2 separate regions of the Homo sapiens genome follow, and region 2 is linked to region 1. A link is an interaction called in ENCODE POLR2A ChIA-PET data of the cell type or tissue named here. Cell type or tissue: HepG2. All regions are shown on one strand. Links, peaks and the distances in the headings refer to the core of each region. The heading gives the core; the rest is flanking DNA. Region 1 overlaps ELOA-AS1 (ELOA antisense RNA 1). Region 2 overlaps CLIC4 (chloride intracellular channel 4).

Region 1 (5,379 bases), core at 215-5,214:
TTCCTTTTTAGTGGTTGTTAGAAGCTGCAGTTTAAGGGACCCGAAAAAATTAGAATGGGGCCCCAAAACAGAAAAGTCAAACTAACTCTGAGGAAGCAGGCACTAAGATTTCATTTATCAGGAAGGACTTGTTGACCTCAAAATAGTTCTTAGCTTGTGACCCTGAAGTTTGAATTCCCATCAGTAAAAAACAAAACCTTTTTCTTTCATTCCACATTTAGAGGGAAAGAAGGAGGGACACTAAAATGTGGCTCCCCTTCTGTCATTGAATCCTTATAAGAATTCCTGCAGAGTGTCATAATTCCCATTTTACCAATGAGGAAACTGAGGCTCAGAGAGGTGTGGGAGTGGTGGAGGCAGGATTTGAACCTGGGTCTCATCCCAAAGGTCATGCATGCTTTTTCCACTACACTAGACATTCCCAAACCAGGCCGCTCATCGAGTTCATTGGGGGAAGCCTACAAAAGCGTACCTGTTTCCAGATCCTACCTTTGACCTATTCAACCATATTTCTTCAGTAGGGCCCAGAAACCTGTACTTTAAAGAATTATTTGTGGCCGGGCGCCGTGGCTCACGCCTGTAATCCCAGCACTCTTGGAGGCCGAGGTGGGTGGATCACGAGGTCAGGAGATCAAGACCATCCTGGCTAACACGGTGAAACTCCGTCTCTACTAAAAATACAAAAAATTAGCCGAGCGTGGTGGCGAGAGCCTGTAGTCCCAACTACTCGGGAGGCTGAGGCAGGAGAATGGCGTGAACCGGGAGGTGGAGCTTGCAGTGAGCGGAGATCGCGCCACTGCACTCCAGCCCTGGTGACAGAGTGAGACTCCGTCTCAAAAAAAAAAAAAAAAAAAAAAAAAAAAGCCAGGCGCGGTGGCTCACGCCTGTAATCCCAGCACTTTGGGAGGCCGAGGCGGGCAGATCACGAGGTCAAGAGATCGAGACCATCCTGGCCAACATGGTAAAACCCCGTGTCTACCAAAAATACAGAAATTAGCTGGGCATGGTGGCGCACACTCGTAGTCCCAGCTTCTCGGGAGCCTGAGGCAGGAGAATTGCTTGAATCCGGGAAGCGGAGGTTGCAGTGAGCCAAGATCGCGCCACTGCACTCCAGCCTGCCAATAGAGCAAGACTTTGTCTCAAAAAAAAAAAAAAAAAAAAGAATTATTTGTGCAGTTATTTGATAACTGTCTCCCTACTAGATGAAAGCTTCATGAGGGCAAGGGCCATGTCTCTTTTTTTTTTTTTTTTTTTTTTGAGACGGAGTTTTGCTCTTGTCCAGACTGGAGTGCAGTGGCACAATTTCGGCTCACCGCAACCTCCACCTCCTGGGTTCAAGCGATTCTCCTGCCTCAGCCTCCCAAGTAGCTGGGATTACAGGCATGCACCACCACGCCCAGCTAATTTTGTATTTTTAGTAAAGACGGAGTTTCTCCATGTGGGTCAGGCTGGTCTCGAACTCCTGGCCTCAGGTGATTCATCTGCCTTGACCTCCCAAAGTGCTGGGATTACAGGCATGAGCCACCATGCCTGGCCTTTTTTTTTTTTTTCTTTTTTCTTTTTTGAGACAGGGTCTTGCTCTTTCACCCGGGCTGGTGCGCAGTGGGATGATCTTGGCTCACTGCAGCCTCAACCTCCCCGAGTTCAAGCAATCCTCCCACCTCAGCCTCCTGAGTAGCTAGAACTACAGGTTCATGCCACCATGCCCAACTAATATTTTATTTTATTTTGTTTTATTTTTATTTTATTTTGAATGGCATGATCTTGGCTCACTTCAACCTCCACCTCCCAGGTTCAAGGTATTCTCCTGCTTCAGCCTCCCGAGTAGCTGGGATTATAGGCATGTGCCACCACACCCGGCTAATTTTGTATTTTTAGTAGAGATGGGGTTTCTCCATGTTGGTCAGGCTGGTCTTGATCTCCTGACCTCAGGTGATCTGCCCGCCTCAGCCTCCCAAAGTGCTGGGATTACAGGCATGAGCCACCGCGCCTGGCCTAATATTTTATTTTTTTAGAGACAAGATCTCACTATGTTGCCCAGGCTAGTTTCAACCTCCTGGACTCAAGTAATCTCTCACCTTGGCCCCCCAAAGTGCTGGGATTACAGCTGTGAGCCACTGTCCCCAGCCTGCCATGTCTGACTTAGTCAGTGACACAGAGTGGGAAGCAATGCAAGTATTTGCTTACTACTAAATCAACAAGCTTCCTAGTCCTGACCTAGGGACCTGCTGTGAAGAGCTATTCCACTGTGGCAAATTCTCTGGAGCAGTTCTCAAACTTCAGTGTACATTTTAAGAATTGCTTAGTGTCGGCCGGGCGTGGTGGCTCATGACTGTAATCCCAGCACTTTGGGAGGCAGAGGCGGGTGGATCATTTGAGGTCAGGAGTTCAAGACTAGCCTGGCCAACATGGTGAAACCCCGTCTCTACTAAAAATACAAAAATTAGCCGGGTTGTAGTGATGCATGCCTATAATCCCAGCTACTTGGGAGACTGAGGCAGGAGAATCGCTTGAGCCTGGGAGGCGGAGGTTGCAGTGAGCTGAGATCACGCCACTGCACTCCAGTCTGGGGAACAGAGCAAGACTCCATCCCCCCAAAAAAAAAATGCTTAGTGTCAGGCCAGGCACAATGGCTCATGCCTGTAATCCCAGCACTTTGGGAGGTCGAGGCAGGTGGATCTCACCTGATCTCACCTGAGGTCAGGAGTTCAAGACCAGCCTAGCCAACATGGTGAAACCCATCTCTACTAAAAATACAAAAGTTGGTGGTGCACGCCTGTAGTCCCAGCTACTAGGGAGGCTGAAGCAGGAGAATCACATGAACCCGGGAGGCAGAGGTTGCAGTGAGCCGAGAGTGATCAAGCTACTGCATTCCAGCCTGGGTGACAGAGTGAGACTTCACCTCAAAAAAAAAAAAAAAAAAAAAAAAAAAAAAAAAAAAAAAAAAAAAATCGCTTAGTGTCTCAGTCATTTCAGGCTACTGTAACAACTTACCATAGACTGACTGGCTTAGGCAACAAACATTTACTTCTCACAGTTCCAGAGGCTGGAAGTCCAAGATCAAGGCGCTGGCCAATTCTGTGTCTGGTGAGGGCCCTCTTCTTGGTTTGCAGACTGCCGTCCTCTCATTTCCTCACATGGTGGAGAACAAGGAGCAAGAGCAACTCTCATTTCTCTTATGAGGGAGAATCCTATTCATGAAGCCTCTACCCACGTGACCTAATTACCTCCAAAGGCCTATCTAATACTGTCACACTGGGTCTTAGGATTTCAGCATAGGCATTTTGGGGGGACACAAACATTTAGTCCATAACACTTGAGTTGCATCTTTTTAAATGCATATTCTGAGGCCCCAACCCAAGACTCTGTGCTTGAGAAACAGATACAGTGATATAAAATTTTGATGGCTGGAACTTTCCTTAGTCTTTGAAAAGAGTTGAGACAATAGACATCATAGAGAAGTTCAGGGGGCCGGGCGAGGTGCCTCATGCCTGTAATCCCTGCACTTTGGAGGCCAAGGTAGAGTGATTAAGCTCAAGAGTTCAAGACCAGCCTGGGCAACACGGCAAAACTCCATCTCCCAAAAAAATACCAAAAAATTATCTGGGAGTGGTGGTGCACATCTGTAGTCACAGCTACTTGGGAGGCTGAGGTGGGAGGAATACTTGAGCCTGGGAGGTTGACGCTGCAGTGAGCCAAGATCCCACCGCTGCACTCCAGCCTGGGTGACAGAGTGAGACTGTCTCAAAAAGAGTGAGAGAAAGAAGTTCAGGGGCCTCTGAAGACAAACTGTTTCACCATTTAGCAAATAACCAGGAAGAGATGAAAGTGGATGAGAAACCCTGTGATGGGGGCATCTGTCAAGTTGATAAGCCAGGTAGGATTCTGCTGGGCATCAGTTACATGAAGCAGACAAAAGATATCATTCTTAGAAATGACTGTTGAACTTGAGGATAAAGAATTTTTAGGCTGGGCACGGTGGCTCACACCTGTAATCCCAGCACTTTGGGAGGCCAAAGCGGGCAGATGGCTTGAGGTTGGGAGTTGCAGACCAGCCTGGCCAACGTGGTGAAACCCTGTCTCTACTAAAAATATAAAAATTAGCTGGGCGTGGTGGCACATGTCTGTAATCCCAGCTACTCGCGAGGCTGAGGCTGCAGTGAGCCGAGATCGTGCAACTGCACACCAGCCTGGGCAACAGAGCGAGACTCCATCACAAAAAAAGAATTTAAAAAAAAAAAACAGAAACGACTCTGGCCTTGGCTCAGGCATCTTTTGTTTTGGAGGTCAGCTTTGCTTCAGAGGCCAAATTGGGTATGCATGTCAGTGTATGAGATGGTAAATGTGACTGAGAGCATGTGTTTTGGAGTCAGGCCAATACATAGCACCACTGCTCACTGATTCTGTGAACTTAGGCAAGTTCTTCATCTCTCTGTGCTTCGGTTTTTCTCATTTTCATTAAAACAATTTTTTAAAATTTATTTCTACAGACACTATGGTGACTTAAGTTCTCATTTTTATTTTTTAATCCCCTGGATTTACCAGGATTAAGTTGTCATTTTTAAAATGGGGCCATGACTGTTTACCTCACAGGATCATTGTGATAACAGAGGCAGTGTACAGAAGAAGGAATGGTGGCACCTAGTAGGTGCATAATCAATAAAGTCAGTTACTCCTCCCTAACTGTTAAGTGTCAGAGTCTATTACTCCATATCCTAAGGTCTAATACAGGTCCTGGCTCAGCAAATGTTTAATTAATCGATAAAGGACAGATTTGTATGTTTGATGGAAGGTCCAATCCACTTGCTGTATGCAGGGTTGAAGCCAAATCCATGGCTCCATTAGCAAGTGCTAAAGCTCCTGCAGGTCAGCCAGAGCCACCACAGCAGGTTCTCATTAAGTCTTTGCTGGCACGACTTTCCTGCATTCATGTTCCTTCTGTACTCATTAGAACGCCCGTGTAAGCTGAGACCTACTGGTCCCTCACAGCCCGTGGAAACTGAAAGGCAGAGTGGCACAAACCTTGCAGTTAGAGAATCACGGTGTCAAATCCTTCCTTTTGCCACTTTATTAGCTACGCAACTTGGCCATGTTAATTTCACTCCTTTCCCCCCCCTCCCCGTTTGTTTTTTATTTTTTTGGAGACAGGGTCTTGCTCTGTCGCCCATGCTGGACTGCAGTGGCAATCATGGCTTATTGCAGCCTCAACCTCCTGGGCTCAAGCCATCCTCCCACCTCTACCTCCCGAGTGGCTGGGACCAAAGGTGTGTGCCACCACACCCAGCTAGTTTTGTATCTTTTGTAGAGATAGAGTTTTGCCATGTTGCCAAGGCTGGTCTCAAACTCTTGAACTCCAGCAATCCACCCTCCTTGGCCTCC
Region 2 (5,379 bases), core at 250-5,249, 1.0 Mb before region 1:
ACTCCAAGGTCCATACTATCTACCAACCACTATGATAGTTTCTTACACCAGAGCAAAGAAGGAGATGCTAGAATCTCACCTGCTTGATCTCAAGATTCTTACAGAACCACCACCATCTCACTCATAGACACTACTATCAAGTAAGATAAATTGCCAGAGCTACGACCAATATAATGTAGGCCACAAATGTTATATTAAATTTTCTAGCAGCCATATTGAAGACTTAAAAAGAGTACTTACTTTGACAGCATGAATACTAAAATTGGGACAATTCAAAACAGATTAGCATGGCCCCTGTTCAAGAATGACGCACAAATTTGTGAAGCATTCCACATTTTCTTAAAAGTAAAAGAAACAAGTGTGATTAAATTTTTTTATTTAACCCAATATATCTAACATCATTCAACACATGATCAACATAAAAAGTTATTACATTCTTTTCTTTGTACTACATCTTTAAAATCTGGTGTATATTTCATAATTATAGTACATCTCAACTCAAACTAGACATATTTCAAACACTGAATAGCCATGTATAGGTAGCGACAATTGTATTGACAGCAGGCATCTAGAGAAAAGGCCTCTGGGCACCAATGTCACCAAGACCAGATACTAAAGATGATGTACCTGACTCATTAACTCAACATTCAAGCTCTCAGAAACTATTTGTTCTTTTTTTTTGCTCTATCACCCAGGCTAGAGTGCAGCGGCGTGATCTCGGCTCACTGCAACCTCCACCTCCCAGGTTCAAGCGATTCTCCTGCCTCAGCCTCCCGAGTAGCTGGGATTACAGGCACATGCCACCACGCCTGACTAATTCTTGTATTTTTAGTAGAGACAGGGTTTCACCATGTTGGTCAGGCTGGTCTTGAACTCCTGACCTCTTGATCCGCCCGCCCTGGCCTCCCAAAGTGCTAGCATTATAGGCGTGAGCCACCGTGCCTGGCCTGAAACCATTTATTCCTATTTCAAACAAATTTTAACAGTTTATCTGGTGTACTGAGCCACAACAAATTACAATAGAAAATTAACGGAAATGGGCTGCATCAATAGAGCTAAGTTGGCAAAGGAAGAAATACAAAATACACACACACATGCACGCATGCACCCATCCACACATGCACACACACAAAGGAGATTTAGGTTCGAAAAGCACAATAGCTGAGGCCATTTAGCAGAAAGACAAAAATAGTCTTACATGCCTCAACGGCTCCCGAGGCCATTGTTGCATTACTGAATTTATATTCAGAATGTTGACATTAATTGGCAGTTAAACCCAGCATTTTCGGGTTTTTTTTTGAGACAGAGTTTTGCTCTTGTCGCCCAGGCTGGAGTGCAATGGCATGATCTTTGCTCACTGCAACCTCCGCCTCCTGGGTTCAAGGGATTCTCCTGCCTCAGCCTCCCGAGTAGCTGGGACTACAGGCCCCTACCACCATGCCCAGCTAATTTTTGTATTTTTGGTAGAGACAGGGTTTCCTGACCTCTGGTGATCCACCTGCCTCAGCCTCCCAAAGTGCTGGGATTACAGGCATGAGCCATGACACCTGGCCAAACTCAGCATTTTCAAAAGTCAAGGAAGCATTAATATATTTTAGAAATACTTTCATTTAAAATAAATTTCAGAACTCTGTATTATTTTTGCAATTTTTCTACAAATCTAAAACTATTCTAAAATTTAAAGGTTTCTGTTTTTAAAAAAATAAGTTTGAGTCTTCTAGTAAGACCAGGCAGTTCCTCCTATAGGATCAACTCTGCCTATCATAACAGCTATAACTTCCAGACAAAAACACCTGAAGGCACTGGAGAGTGACAAAAGCAGGCAAATATTGGAGGGGAGTTGGCACTTGGAGGAAAGGAACTGCACTGGACAAGTTTCCCCAAGTTTTATCTTTTAGCCTTGCACCATGTAGGGCAGCTAAAACTCCAATGGAAAATTCACAGTTCTGCTGACTTTAAAAGCCAAAAAACAGTCTAGAGCAACCATCACCACTGCAAAGAAAATAAAGTAAGACACCATTAAAAAGAGAGAGAGAGAGAACCAGCACAGGGGAGCCCTAAAATCTGCATAAATCTGTCTAAATCTCTCGCTGATCCGTGAAACACACATGCACAGAGCAGGCTCCAAGTAGGCCAGCTAAGAGAACTGAACTGAAATGTACACTGCCACCTACTATGGGGGGACAGTTTTGCAGCTTGAATTCAGGTAAGTTAATCAATTGCCTGCTTTAGAAAAGAAAATCAATGCTTTTAAGACGGGCATAACAAAATTTATATATATAAATTATCATTTATCATTTGTAATATCCAGAATATAATCCAAAATTACTCCCTATAAGAAGAAATGGAAAAACCTGACCCATTCTCAAGAAAAAAAAAAAAAAGTAATCAAGGAGACTACCCTAAGATGACCCAGATTCTACAGTTTGCAGTCAAGGATTTTAAGGCAGTTATGGTAACTATGTTCAAATAACGAAAGAAAAATATGCTCAAAATAAAGGAAGATAGGAAATCTCAGTAGGGAAAGAAATCACACACAAAAATGTAAATTCTAGAACTAAAAACTACAATATCTAAATTATTTTTTCATATTACTAGATTGGCTTAACAGTAGAATAAAGAAGGAAAAGAAAAGAAAAGAGAGGGAAAGAGAAAGAAAGAGAAAAGAAAGAAAGAAAAGAGAGAGAGAAGAAAGAAAGAGGTCTGTGAACATAAAGACAGAACCAAGAAATTATTCAATTTGAAGAACAGAAAAAAAAGAGCCTCAAAGACCTACGGGAAAATACTAAAACATTTATATTTTAGAGTTCCAGAAGGAGACAATGAGGAAAAAAATATTTCAAGAAATAACGGCCAAAATTTTCCCAAAAAAAGACAAATTTACAGATTCAAGTTTCATGAACATCAAGCAGATTCAATACAAATAATGCCATACCTAAGTATATCATAATTGAAATAATGAAAAGCAAAAAAAAAAAAAAAAAAAAGAAAGAAAGAAAGGAAGAAAAAGAAAATCTTCACGGTAGCTAGAAAAAAACAACACATTGCATACAAGGAAATAATAATTTGAATGACTGTTGAATTATCATTTGGAGTAATGGAGGCCAGAAAACATGGAATCACTTTCTTTTTTTTTTTTTTCAGATGGAGTCTCACTCTGTCACCCAGGCTGGAATACAGTGGTGTGATCTCGGCTCACTGCAACCTGTGCGTCCTGGGTTCAAGCGATTCTCCCGCCTCAGCTGCCCCAGTAGCTGGGATTACAGGCATGCGCCACCACATCCAGCTAATTTTTGTATTTTCAGTAGAGTCAGGTTTTCACCATGTTGGCCAGGCTGGTCTTGAATTCCTGACCTCAGGTGATCCACCCACCTTGGCCTCTCAAAGTGCTGTGATTATAGGCATGAGCCACTGCCCTCGGTCCTTTTTTTTTCAGACAAGGTCCCGCTCTGTCGCCTAAGCTGAAGCGCAGCTCTCACTGCAGCCTCGATCTCCAGGGATCAAGCCATCCTCCCACCTCAGCCTCGCAAGTAGCTGGGACCAGGCACCTGCCACCATGTCCAGCTATTTTTTCAATTTTTTGTAGAGACAGGGTCTCACTAGGTTGCCCAAGATGGTCTCGAACTCCTGGGCTCAAGAGATCTTCCACTTCAGCCTCCCAAAGTGCTGAGATTACAGGCATGAGCCACCACGCCCAGTCAAGAACATTTTTTAAATTGCTGAAAGAATAACAATAACAACAATAAAAATCAACTCAAAATTCTATTTCCAACAAAACCATCTTTAAAGAATGGAAGAGAAGTCAAGACATTTTCAGATACAACTATTTAGAATGTGAAAGTTTGGCACTAAATGACTTAATTTCAGAAACACAGAACACTAATTTGTTTTTATTATATTAATCCATGATTATTTTATTTAAAAAAGAAGTTACTTAGCTGGGCGTGGTGGCTCACGCCTGTAATCCCAACACTTTGGGAGGCCAAGGCAGGCGGACTGCCTGAGCTCAGGAGTTTAAGACCAGCCTGGGCAACACGGTGAAACCCCGTCTCTACTAAAAATACAAAAGAAATTAGCCAGGTGTCGCAGTGTGCACCTGTAGTCCCAGCTACTCGGGAGGCTGAGGCAGGAGAACTGTTTGACTCCAAGAGGCAGAGGTTGCAGTGAGCCAAGATCGCACCACTGCACTCCAGCCAGGGCCACAGAGGGAGACTCCATTTATACAACAAAAAAAATTAAAATTAAAATAAAAAAGAAACATGCTCCTTTATAATTATTCTCACTTTGGTTACATCAAAAAAAAGTGCATCTCTGGCTGGGTGCAATGGCTCACACCTGTAATCCCAACACTCTGGGAAGCCAAGGTGGGAGGATCACTTGAAGCTGGGAGTTTTGAGACCAGCCTGGACAACACAGTGAGACCCCCATCTCTATGAAAAATAAGAAAATTAGCCAGATATGGTAGTACACACCTTTAGTCCTAGCTACTCAGAAGGCTTAAGCAGGAGGATCACTTGAGCCCAGGAGGTCAAGGATGTAGTGAGCTATGATCTTACCACTGCACTCTAGCCTGGATGACAAAGTGAGGCCCTGTCAAAAAAAAAAAAAAAAAAAAAAAAAGGTGCATCTCAAACTTTTTCATTGTCTAGCCCTCATTTTTAAAAAATATCTGCTAACCAAAGATAAATTCACTAACTGCCAGGGTCTTCCCTTGTTTATCAACTAAAGACAACTATGTTGGGACATAGGTGAAATGCTTCTGCAAGTCAAAATGCAGCAACCCACTTTCCTTAAGGGTATACACATTATACTGTAGTATAAACTAGATTCACAAAGAATCCCAAGAGTACAAGAAAACAATGAAATGTTCAAGAAATTAATATTATTCTTCCCCATCTATGCTTAAGGCAGCTATTTCTGTTCATCAAGTTCTCAGACCAATTTTAACTAGACACTCCACCAAGAGTTCAGTAGTAGAGTCAAAAATCCAATTTTCCCTTTGTAAAAAACCTAAATTCTGCAGAAAGTTTTTTCTTTTTAAGAGATTACATTCCAGGTGAAGTGTGAAAAAAGAGAGATTACAGTTTAAGTAAACAAAAGGAAAATAAAGAATTCAGAGGGTAAATGAGATATGTGGGGGACTTTTAAAACACAATTGCTTGACATGCACAGAAAATTGGCTGTAAGGATATATATCACAATATTGCTTAAAGCCAAATTTCAGACCTCTAAATGACTAAGAACAATGGATTAATGAAGATGACCATAAACAATGAAAAACTGCAATCATGAAAATGCTATACAATATTTTATTAATAGTATAAAATATTAGCTCTCAACAAACATGAATAAATTAATGAATCTTCCTCATTTGTTTTA

Evidence for each region. ChIA-PET counts read pairs that join two places held together with the same protein. Peaks named below come from ENCODE experiments on the same cell type or tissue, not always from the same donor. Only the 100,000 strongest peaks of a DNase experiment are listed, where the experiment ranks them.
Region 2: POLR2A ChIA-PET joins it to region 1 with 8 read pairs; 2 of 35 experiments call an interaction of 5 or more read pairs at or near these places.

Annotation. Positions count from the first base shown.
Region 1 is chr1:23,762,779-23,768,157 of GRCh38, reverse strand. The region is part of intron 3 of ELOA-AS1 (ELOA antisense RNA 1); the gene reads left to right. Among named protein-coding and RNA genes, the nearest start is that of ELOA-AS1, 13 kb to the left of the region's middle. RefSeq lists a silencer at 2,065-2,359. In HepG2, for the core only: no CTCF peak of the experiment used is centred there; a DNase peak (open chromatin) is centred at 2,197.
Region 2 is chr1:24,772,833-24,778,211 of GRCh38, reverse strand. The region is part of intron 1 of CLIC4 (chloride intracellular channel 4); the gene reads right to left. It also overlaps the pseudogene RNU6-1208P. Among named protein-coding and RNA genes, the nearest start is that of CLIC4, 30 kb to the right of the region's middle. In HepG2, for the core only: no CTCF peak of the experiment used is centred there; no DNase peak of the experiment used is centred there.